Regions from separate parts of the Homo sapiens genome. Here all the other regions are linked to region 1. Evidence: chromatin contacts called from ENCODE Hi-C or POLR2A ChIA-PET data. All regions are on one chromosome and are shown on one strand. Each heading gives the region's core, a stretch centred on a gene start or an enhancer-like site at or near the end of the contact. The rest is flanking DNA. Distances are from core to core; before and after follow the strand shown. Region 1 holds the start of PPFIBP2 (PPFIB scaffold protein 2). Region 2 holds the start of ZNF143-AS1 (ZNF143 antisense RNA 1). Region 3 holds the start of APBB1 (amyloid beta precursor protein binding family B member 1).

Region 1 (2,519 bases), core at 15-2,514:
CCAGCCTTCCCCTGCTGGCTGTGCTTTGGTCTGCTGCTGGCCAGGTTCCCGCAGTGACCACACGTCTCATATTTGCCAGGGTGGGTTAGGTTCTGTTCACATGTAAAATTCTCCTGGGCCTACTGGTCATTTCAGACCGCGAGGGTAAATTTGGTTTGAAAAAGTTGTGTCCTGTGGAGTTTGTCGACACTCCAGCCTGTAGAGAACTAAAGGCTAGGGCTGTGGTGACTCCTGCCAGAGCTGGGGACTATGCCGAGTCCCTGGTGTCGCTGCCATCTGAGGCCTACAGGGATTTTAAACAGCTTAACAGCAGCCAGTCCTTGGAGGCCTGGGCAGGGCCACAACATAGCAGTACAACCAAAACGGGTTCAGGCCACACGCTGGAGGTAGGGGCTGGACCAGATCTCCAGCTTCAGTCCTCCCCAGTTCGAGAACCCATTCCTGTGGTCAGACATTGCCAACGCTTTTCTTGGACCTAAGGTCCCAGACCTTGGCGCTGGGCACAGGGAAATGCTTCCTGACCTCGGCTCTTCATAAGACAGAACTTTTGTTTGGTGCCAACCACTAGAGGGACCTCCACCCCAGGTTGCGAGTGCAGCGCGGCGGGACCTGGGATGATTCGGGGGCTTTCCGACCTGCTTAGGGAGGGCGGCTCAGAGACAACCTCAATTTTGCCTGGATTGCACGCGGGCCGAGGAAGTCGGGATGCTCCGAAGGGTTTCTGCTCTGGGAGTGCCTCTAATGTGGGTTTTCTATGCTTTCTCTCTTCGCAATTCTCGACACCGTTTCCTTCTTCCTCGCTTTCATTCCCTGTGACCGGAGAACGGCGCTGAAGGACTGGAGAAGCCCAGGAGACTGGGAGCCGGAGCGCCGGGTACCCACCCGGGCCTCCCCGCAACCGGAGCTGTGCGGAGGAGGAGGCGCGGCGAACGGGGCGGGGCTCCCGGAAGGGGGCGCGGTCCGCCGAGAGAGGCGGGGCTGGGGCCCGGACGCGCGGCCCAGGGGGTGGGGACGAGGCAGGTTCGAAGGGGCGGGGCTGACCAGGCCGGTCCCCCGGGAACAGGAACCCTGGTGGACGGGTCCCAGCAGGCTTCTTCGGTGCCCGAGAGGGAGCGGGTGCCCAAGGGGGTGGTCCCTGTGGCAGGTCCCGGGGTGGGGGCGCGGCGCTCCGGGAAGAGCCTTCCGCAGGTCCCCGCCCCGTCACGTGGGCGCCGGCCCCGGCCGCTGCGGTCGGTCCGCTGGTTGGTCGGGCGCTTGGTCCGGCAGTTGGTCGGTGGGCCAGTGGCCCGTCGCTCGCTTCTGGGCTCTCATGTTTGAAGGTGGGAGGGACACGGGAGCGGCCCGCACACCTGAGCCGCCCGGAGAGGAGCCTCGGCCCCGTACCCAGGTCAGTGGGCTCTCCCCACACCCCGGGCTTGCCGCGCGGTCGGGGTTGGGATCCCCGTCGGGAGCATTACCTAGGGAGTGGAGCGCCCCCAGAGCTACGAACCACGGGGACGTGTGGGTCAGTGTCTCTGTGAGCCCCGGAGCGTGTCCCAGGCTCGAGGACGGGGACCCTTCTCCAACTCCACTGGCCAGAAGCCTGGGAGGAGGGCAGAACTCCTGTGGGTTGGCTGCGAATCTCCACCCAACCCTGCCTGGGATCCGCGGACAGTCCGCACTCCTGCAGGTGCCAGCGTGGCCCTGGAGATGCGCAGGGAGGTGGGGTCCCTGAGTTCTGTGCGGCGCGTCCCAGCCCTGCTCAGCCCGGGGAGCAGCGGCGTGGACTAGGGAGCCTAAGGAGGTTGCGGAAGCTTTAGGTCTGTCAGCCCAGGCAATTCTCTGGTGGACACAGCGTGTGTCTAGATGCAGGGCCTCGGCTAAAGCCAGTTCTGTAGTGTAAGTGCAAAAATACAGCACACTTTTTAAAATCTAAAGCCGCCGCGTCCCAGTAGACTGCAGGATGGGGACGGTCCTATTTAAAAGTGGGCTCCCTCCTCACCTCATCACATCAGATTCCAGACCCGCAGTTTTTCCTCGGATGAAAATAAGATTATGTAACAAGAGAACAGAACTTCCAGCGTTTGGATAGGATTAAGACAGGCATTCTTGCCAGTGTTTAATCTTCTTAAAAAACGAATCTAATTATATTTTTACTTTTAGAGCAGCCAGATATTTGGTATAGATCCGTGTCCCTTTTCTATATTTTGGTCTACTTCCTGTCTTTCTCTTCGTCTCTCTCCTTTCTCAACCCCTCCTTAATTGATTGTAATACAAATCTGAAGTGTTTTCAAATTTGTAGTGTATTATGTGAAGTTAAATGGTCAACTACAGAAAAGTAGTTGGTTTTCGACATAATTCATCTTCAGCATATTCAGTCTTTCATTATTATAGGTGTATGGAAAGCTGTAAGTGTTATCTAATTTAGAAATTATTTCTCTTTGGCTTAAGAGAGGCAACCCATTTGTACTTTGCTTAAATTCATAGCTAAATAAATTTGAAGTGGGAGATGGGGATGATTGATGAGGTTTTCACTGATT
Region 2 (2,519 bases), core at 20-2,519, 1.9 Mb after region 1:
AATCGCTTGAACCTGGGAGGCGGAGGTTGCAGTGAGCTGAGATCGTGCCACTGCATTGCAGTCTGGGCTACAGGGCGAGACTCCGTCTCAAAAAACAAACAAACAAACAAAAAACAGTAATCCGAACTGATTTAAACTTCTTTATTAACAGAATATATGTTCAAACAAAGCTTAAAGTCCCATTTTCTTTCCATTGGCGTCTAGGCCCCTATTACTCAACTATCCGTTGGTTAGGGCCTGCACCTCAAGGTAGGCTTAATTGTAAATCAAAATATTTACTATCCACACTTAGAGGGCTATCTGTAACATCGTTTTTATTTATCCCCGTCCATTCGATAATCGTCTGAAATGCAAGACATTAAGTTGAACATCATCCAGCTTTCTCCCTGTTTTTCTAAGCGCGATCCAAATCTGTTACAACAGGGTAGTCTCTCATTCTCTTGGTAGCTCAATTCTACCCCCTGGCCGACTTAAGAAATTTTGAGTCTAATACACCCACCTCATCTTTAGTCGGCCTGGTGCGCCAACGCAAATTTGTACTGAGTACCTTCGGAACTGACTAGTAAGTATATCCAAAGGTTTAGAAAGGGCTGGGTTAAGAGCTACAAGAAGCATTAACCGCAACGGCCACAACTAATTTGTATCCATTCTTAGTAACTTTAGGGAACCAGACTGAATGCTTCTCCCACCCTTTTGACTTTCCTTTATTAGTTCGCAACACAAGAACATACAAAAGACCGTAGCGACAACCATTTCTGACGCCTTCAACTTTTAAATCCAAATTACGTGAAACCACAAAGCATCAGTGGTGTCTCCCCGAGGAATCCAAGACCCCCCGGCCGGTTGCCAAGCCGCCGGAATTTCAGCAGGAGAGGAAGGCTCACCCTCCCACCGCATGGCGATGCCCGGGAGACTGGAGAAGCTCAGGCAGGCTTGGAAGCCAATCCCCGGCATACAGCAGCTCTCGGGAATGCAGAGCCCTAGAGCAAGACCAAGGGCCTCGGCCGACACTGAGAGCCTCCAGGGAGAGGTCAGGTCTCTCTTTCTGTCCTATTTCTCCCTTCGACTTCCCTCCCAGCAGGCTGCTATTGAGCATTCAGCAATCGCCAGACAAAGCCCTTCTGGTCTGCAGAACGCACTCCGGCAAGCCCACCGGGAGAACCAAAGCCGCCTCCTCGCCCCTGTGGGGAAAATGGCGCTCGTCACCCCGGCTCCCTCCCGGGTAATCACAAGGACCAGCCTCCCTCCCTCGCTACAAAATGGCGCCTCCCGCTGGGGCCCCAGAATCGGTATGACTCGCTAGTCAGTGAGGCGGGGTCCGTCTGGGATAAGCGGTTATGTCAACCAGTCAGACACAGGAGCTTTGATTCTGCACTTTGCGCGAGCCACTCAGGGGCGGGCTGTAAAGTCAGGCTTGGCTGACGTCAGTTGAGTGGGCGCGGCTAGGGCGGTTTTCTTTCGCGTCGACCAAACGTGGGCCAATGGAAAACCGGAAGCGTCCTGTGAGTGATGTAATGACAGCCCAATGGAAGCTGGGGGCGGGCCTCAGACACACTATGCGGGTTGCGGGGCCTGGGGGCCGGACGGCTGTTTCCTGTCCTGGTGCATGGTGGTCGGACGAAGGAATTGTTGGAAAATTTTCTCGGAGGTTCGTATATAAATGTGTTTTTACCCAGTGTGCATTATTCTCCGCCTGGCCGCCGCCCTCAGCGCGGCGGCGCGGGCCCGCTTGGGCCCGGGCTCCGGCTCCCGCTGCTCAGCCTCCGCCGCAGGCCTTGCCGATTTTATGGGCCGGCCGCGGTAGCGGCGTCTGGGCAGAAGCGGAGTTTATTAATAACCCGCGGCCGCCACTCTAGGCGGCGGAGCTTTTTTCGTTGAGGACTCAACTCCCCCCAGCTTGTCTCTGAGCGATGCGCCCCGCCTGTTTCCCTCAGGGGACCGCCAAGGGGAGGGAGTGAAAGAGGGGAGGGTGGAGCCCTCGGGAGCCTTGGCCGCGTTTCTCGGCCTGACCTCCGCGCAGAGCGAGTCCCCAGGCGCCGCCGAGGCAGAGTTCCGCCGCCTGGGACGCCGGGCCCACGGGCCACACCAGGCCGCAGCGGGGGCGCCGGGGACAGGGCTGGCCCAGGCCCTCCCAGGACCTGCCGGTCTCACCTAGCGCTTGCTTCCCATGCGTATCGTGGGCAGATTGTTTCCCCCTCACCCTTTCTTCTATTAAAAAAAAAAAAAGGTTACTGAGGTCTAACATCGGATATTAGAAATTTACAATTTTATCCTCCCTTTTCTCCAGTTTTGGCCAAAAGAGTGAACAAATTCTTATAAGTCTCTTTGAAACGTATTATTGTGGAACGCGAACTAGTTTTTATTCCTTCCCCTTTTGCTTTGGACATTTGTTTTTTCCACATAATAACGAAGTTAAAAAGAGGAAAGAAGAATACCATTGCCAGCCCATTATTTGTTTAAAATCAGCGTCAGCCTTTGCTTTGGAAGTGTCTAAATCAGCTGATATAATCAAGTGAGAA
Region 3 (2,519 bases), core at 6-2,505, 1.1 Mb before region 1:
GAAGAACAGATTTGGAAGTGGGGTACAGAGAAAACCACAGAAGATAATTTAGCTTGGAATCTATAGGTTTGGAACTCCTGTTTGTCTTTCAAGGAGATGTCAAGAGAGCAGCTGGACATATGAGTCTGGATTTCAGGAAAGAAGTCTGGGCTGGATATATAAATTTGGGAATCATTAGCATATATATGAAATTTGAAGCTTTGGGAGTAGATAAAATATCTGGGGAGAAAGAACAGATACTGAGAGAAGACAGCTCGGGACAGAGCCAAGAGCCTCACCAGCATCTAAAGAGAGGAGGAGAGGAAGCAAATGAGATTGAGAAGAGCAGACAATGCTGTAGGGCAGAAAGCAGGAAAATGCTTCAAGGAGAGTGAGTTGACATACCCCACCGAATACTACTCAAAGGTAAAGGAGATAACAGTGTCCACTGGAGTTCTCCACAAGGAGGTCTCCGGTGACCTTGGCCTAGACAGTTTCAGTGGGTGTCAGGGACACAGAGTGGAGTGCTTTTAAGAATGAATGGGAAGTAAGGAAATGAAGACAGCAAGCGTTGACTCTGAAGGGCGGAGAGAGCTGGGACTATAGCTAGAGGGGCTCAGAATGCAAGAGATACACAGGCCGATACAAAACAGGTTAGGAATTGGCAGTGGGAAAACTGCTTCTAATCAGTGTTCTTGGCAGTGCTAGGCCTCCTGGCTGAGCTGGGGACACAGCCGCCCCAGGGCACACCCCTCGGTCGCTGAGGGCAACAGAATGCGGCTTGACAGATCCAGGGCCTGGGACCCCTGCTGGAATCGGCGCGGCCTGCCAGCCCACCCCACCCCACGTCCCCTTCCCGGACCTGGGCCTCCCCTCCCCCAACACCCACTGCCCCTCGCTTCGCGTCCTCCATACCCGCCCCTAGTCACCCCGAGGGGCAGGAGGTAAAGGGCAGCGGAAGGGACGGTGTGAGGGCCCGAGTGGACCCTGCGATGGTGGGTATGAGAGGACGGTCTGCGGGCGCGCGGTGGAAGGGCGACCCGGGGATGGGGGATGGGGCCGGCCGGGGGACCCGGGCTGCCGCAGGGTAGGGGCTACAGGGTCCGCCGGCCGCTGGTGATCGGGACGCAGCCACCGGGGCTGGGCCGGGGCAGGGACACCTCCTACCTGCGCGGTGAGGCCCCGGGCCCAGATGACGGAGGTGGCTCAGGCTGCGGGGTTCGGGCTCCGCCGCGGCTTCTCCATCACAACATCCCCCGCCCAGGAGCGCGCGGGCCGCGGGGCCGCGCCCCGAGCGGCGGAGGCGCGCGCAAGGGGAGGGGGAGGGGCGCCATCTTGGGGCGGGCGCGGGAGCGAGCTCGGCGGGCGCGGCACTTGCCGCAGCTTCTTGGGGGCCTCACCCTGCGGGCGGCCCTCGGACCTCGGTGAGCCCCGCGGTCCAGCCCTCCCAGCAGACACCCCTGCAGCCGACTCCCTGGGACCCCCGCCTAGCGCGGCGCCGTCCTCCACTACTATTCCACAGACTCACCCTGCGCGCCCCGCAGCGCCCTGGTCCCGCACCCACGCCGGGAGACGCGCGGACGGGGCTGGAGCCCGAATGGCGGCGGCTGTGCGGCGCCGCGGCCGCGCGGGGAAGGATTCCCGGGAGGCACTCTGCGCCGCTCCTGCTGCACCGCTCCCTGACGTCCTGGTGGGGAGGCTCTGAGGACACAGCGTTGCTCATAATAATAGCTCGTATTTATTGACCACTTACACCGTGCCGGGCTCTCTATTAAACCGTTAACGCGCATTAATCTTCACATCAGCTCTGTAAAATCACCAGAATTATTATCCTCATTTTTCAGAGGCTGAGGCTAAGATTAAGAGAGGTAAAGCGACTTGCCCGCAGTCACAGTTAGTGATGAATTTAGACTGGAACTCCGATGTTTCTTGACACTGAAATACCTCTGCTGCTGAGCATAAAGCTGACATCAAGGCCTGGAAAATGTCAAGAATACATTGCTCCCCGGTAGAAATTCACAAGGAAGGGGATATTGTGAATGAAAAGTGTAAAGATGTAAGGAAGATGGTGGGGTGCAATACTTACTACAGACCCTCCCTGGATAGTGGGATACATCCCAATGGTCAGATCAGTGACCCAGAGGCCATCAAGGATAATGAGAGGTTATATTACCATCCAGAAAGCCTCTACATGCTAATCCCTCTCAGGTGCCTAAAACTAAAGATATCCAAATCTGAGTTCGTTCTTTCTTTCAAGGCAGGGTCTCACTCTGTCACCCAGGGGCAAGATCATGGCTCTCTGAAGCCTCAGCCTCCAGGGCTCAGATTCCTCCCGCCTCAGCCCCCGGAGTACCTGGGCCACAGACATGTGCCACCGCGCCTGGCTTTTTGTATTTTAGTAGAGAGGGGGTCTCACTGTGTTCCCCAGGCTGGTCTGGAACTCCTGTGTTCAAGCGATCCTCCCACCTCGGCCTCCCAAAGTGCTGAGATTACAGGCGTCAGACACAGTGTCCAGCCTCAATTTATTGTTTCATCCCCCT

The links. Hi-C counts contacts between places; a loop is a spot of excess contacts on that map. ChIA-PET counts read pairs that join two places held with the same protein, here RNA polymerase II (POLR2A). Pooled maps may share reads with other maps.
Region 2: a loop to region 1 is called in a pooled map, with 9 times the contacts of the local background. The contact joins the promoter of ZNF143-AS1 here to the promoter of PPFIBP2 in region 1. A Hi-C loop is called at or near these places in 2 of 37 single-sample maps with no recorded cell type and 9 of 50 pooled maps. POLR2A ChIA-PET finds 5 or more read pairs at or near these places in 1 of 52 experiments (AG04450).
Region 3: a loop to region 1 is called in a map of CD8-positive, alpha-beta T cell, with 6 times the contacts of the local background. The contact joins the promoter of APBB1 here to the promoter of PPFIBP2 in region 1. A Hi-C loop is called at or near these places in 2 of 168 maps with a recorded cell type or tissue (CD4-positive, alpha-beta T cell and CD8-positive, alpha-beta T cell) and 6 of 50 pooled maps.

Annotation. Positions count from the first base shown.
Region 1 is chr11:7,512,735-7,515,253 of GRCh38, forward strand. PPFIBP2 (PPFIB scaffold protein 2) reads left to right here and starts at 1,265. Exons shown (of 24, transcript NM_003621.5): 1 at 1,265-1,387. LOC124902806 (leucine-rich repeat extensin-like protein 5) reads right to left here. Exons shown (of 4, transcript XM_047428005.1): 2 at 1,384-1,871; 3 at 1-1,306. The coding sequence ends at 476. RefSeq lists an enhancer at 41-160 and a silencer at 831-1,360.
Region 2 is chr11:9,459,429-9,461,947 of GRCh38, forward strand. ZNF143-AS1 (ZNF143 antisense RNA 1) reads right to left here and starts at 1,270. Exons shown (of 1, transcript NR_036539.1): 1 at 128-1,270. ZNF143 (zinc finger protein 143) reads left to right here and starts at 1,584. Exons shown (of 16, transcript NM_003442.6): 1 at 1,584-1,648. RefSeq lists enhancers at 1-588, 788-867, 958-1,057, 1,118-1,197 and a silencer at 1,968-2,177.
Region 3 is chr11:6,417,839-6,420,357 of GRCh38, forward strand. APBB1 (amyloid beta precursor protein binding family B member 1) reads right to left here and starts at 1,256. Exons shown (of 15, transcript NM_001164.5): 1 at 1,147-1,256. RefSeq lists silencers at 1,024-1,213, 1,224-1,623.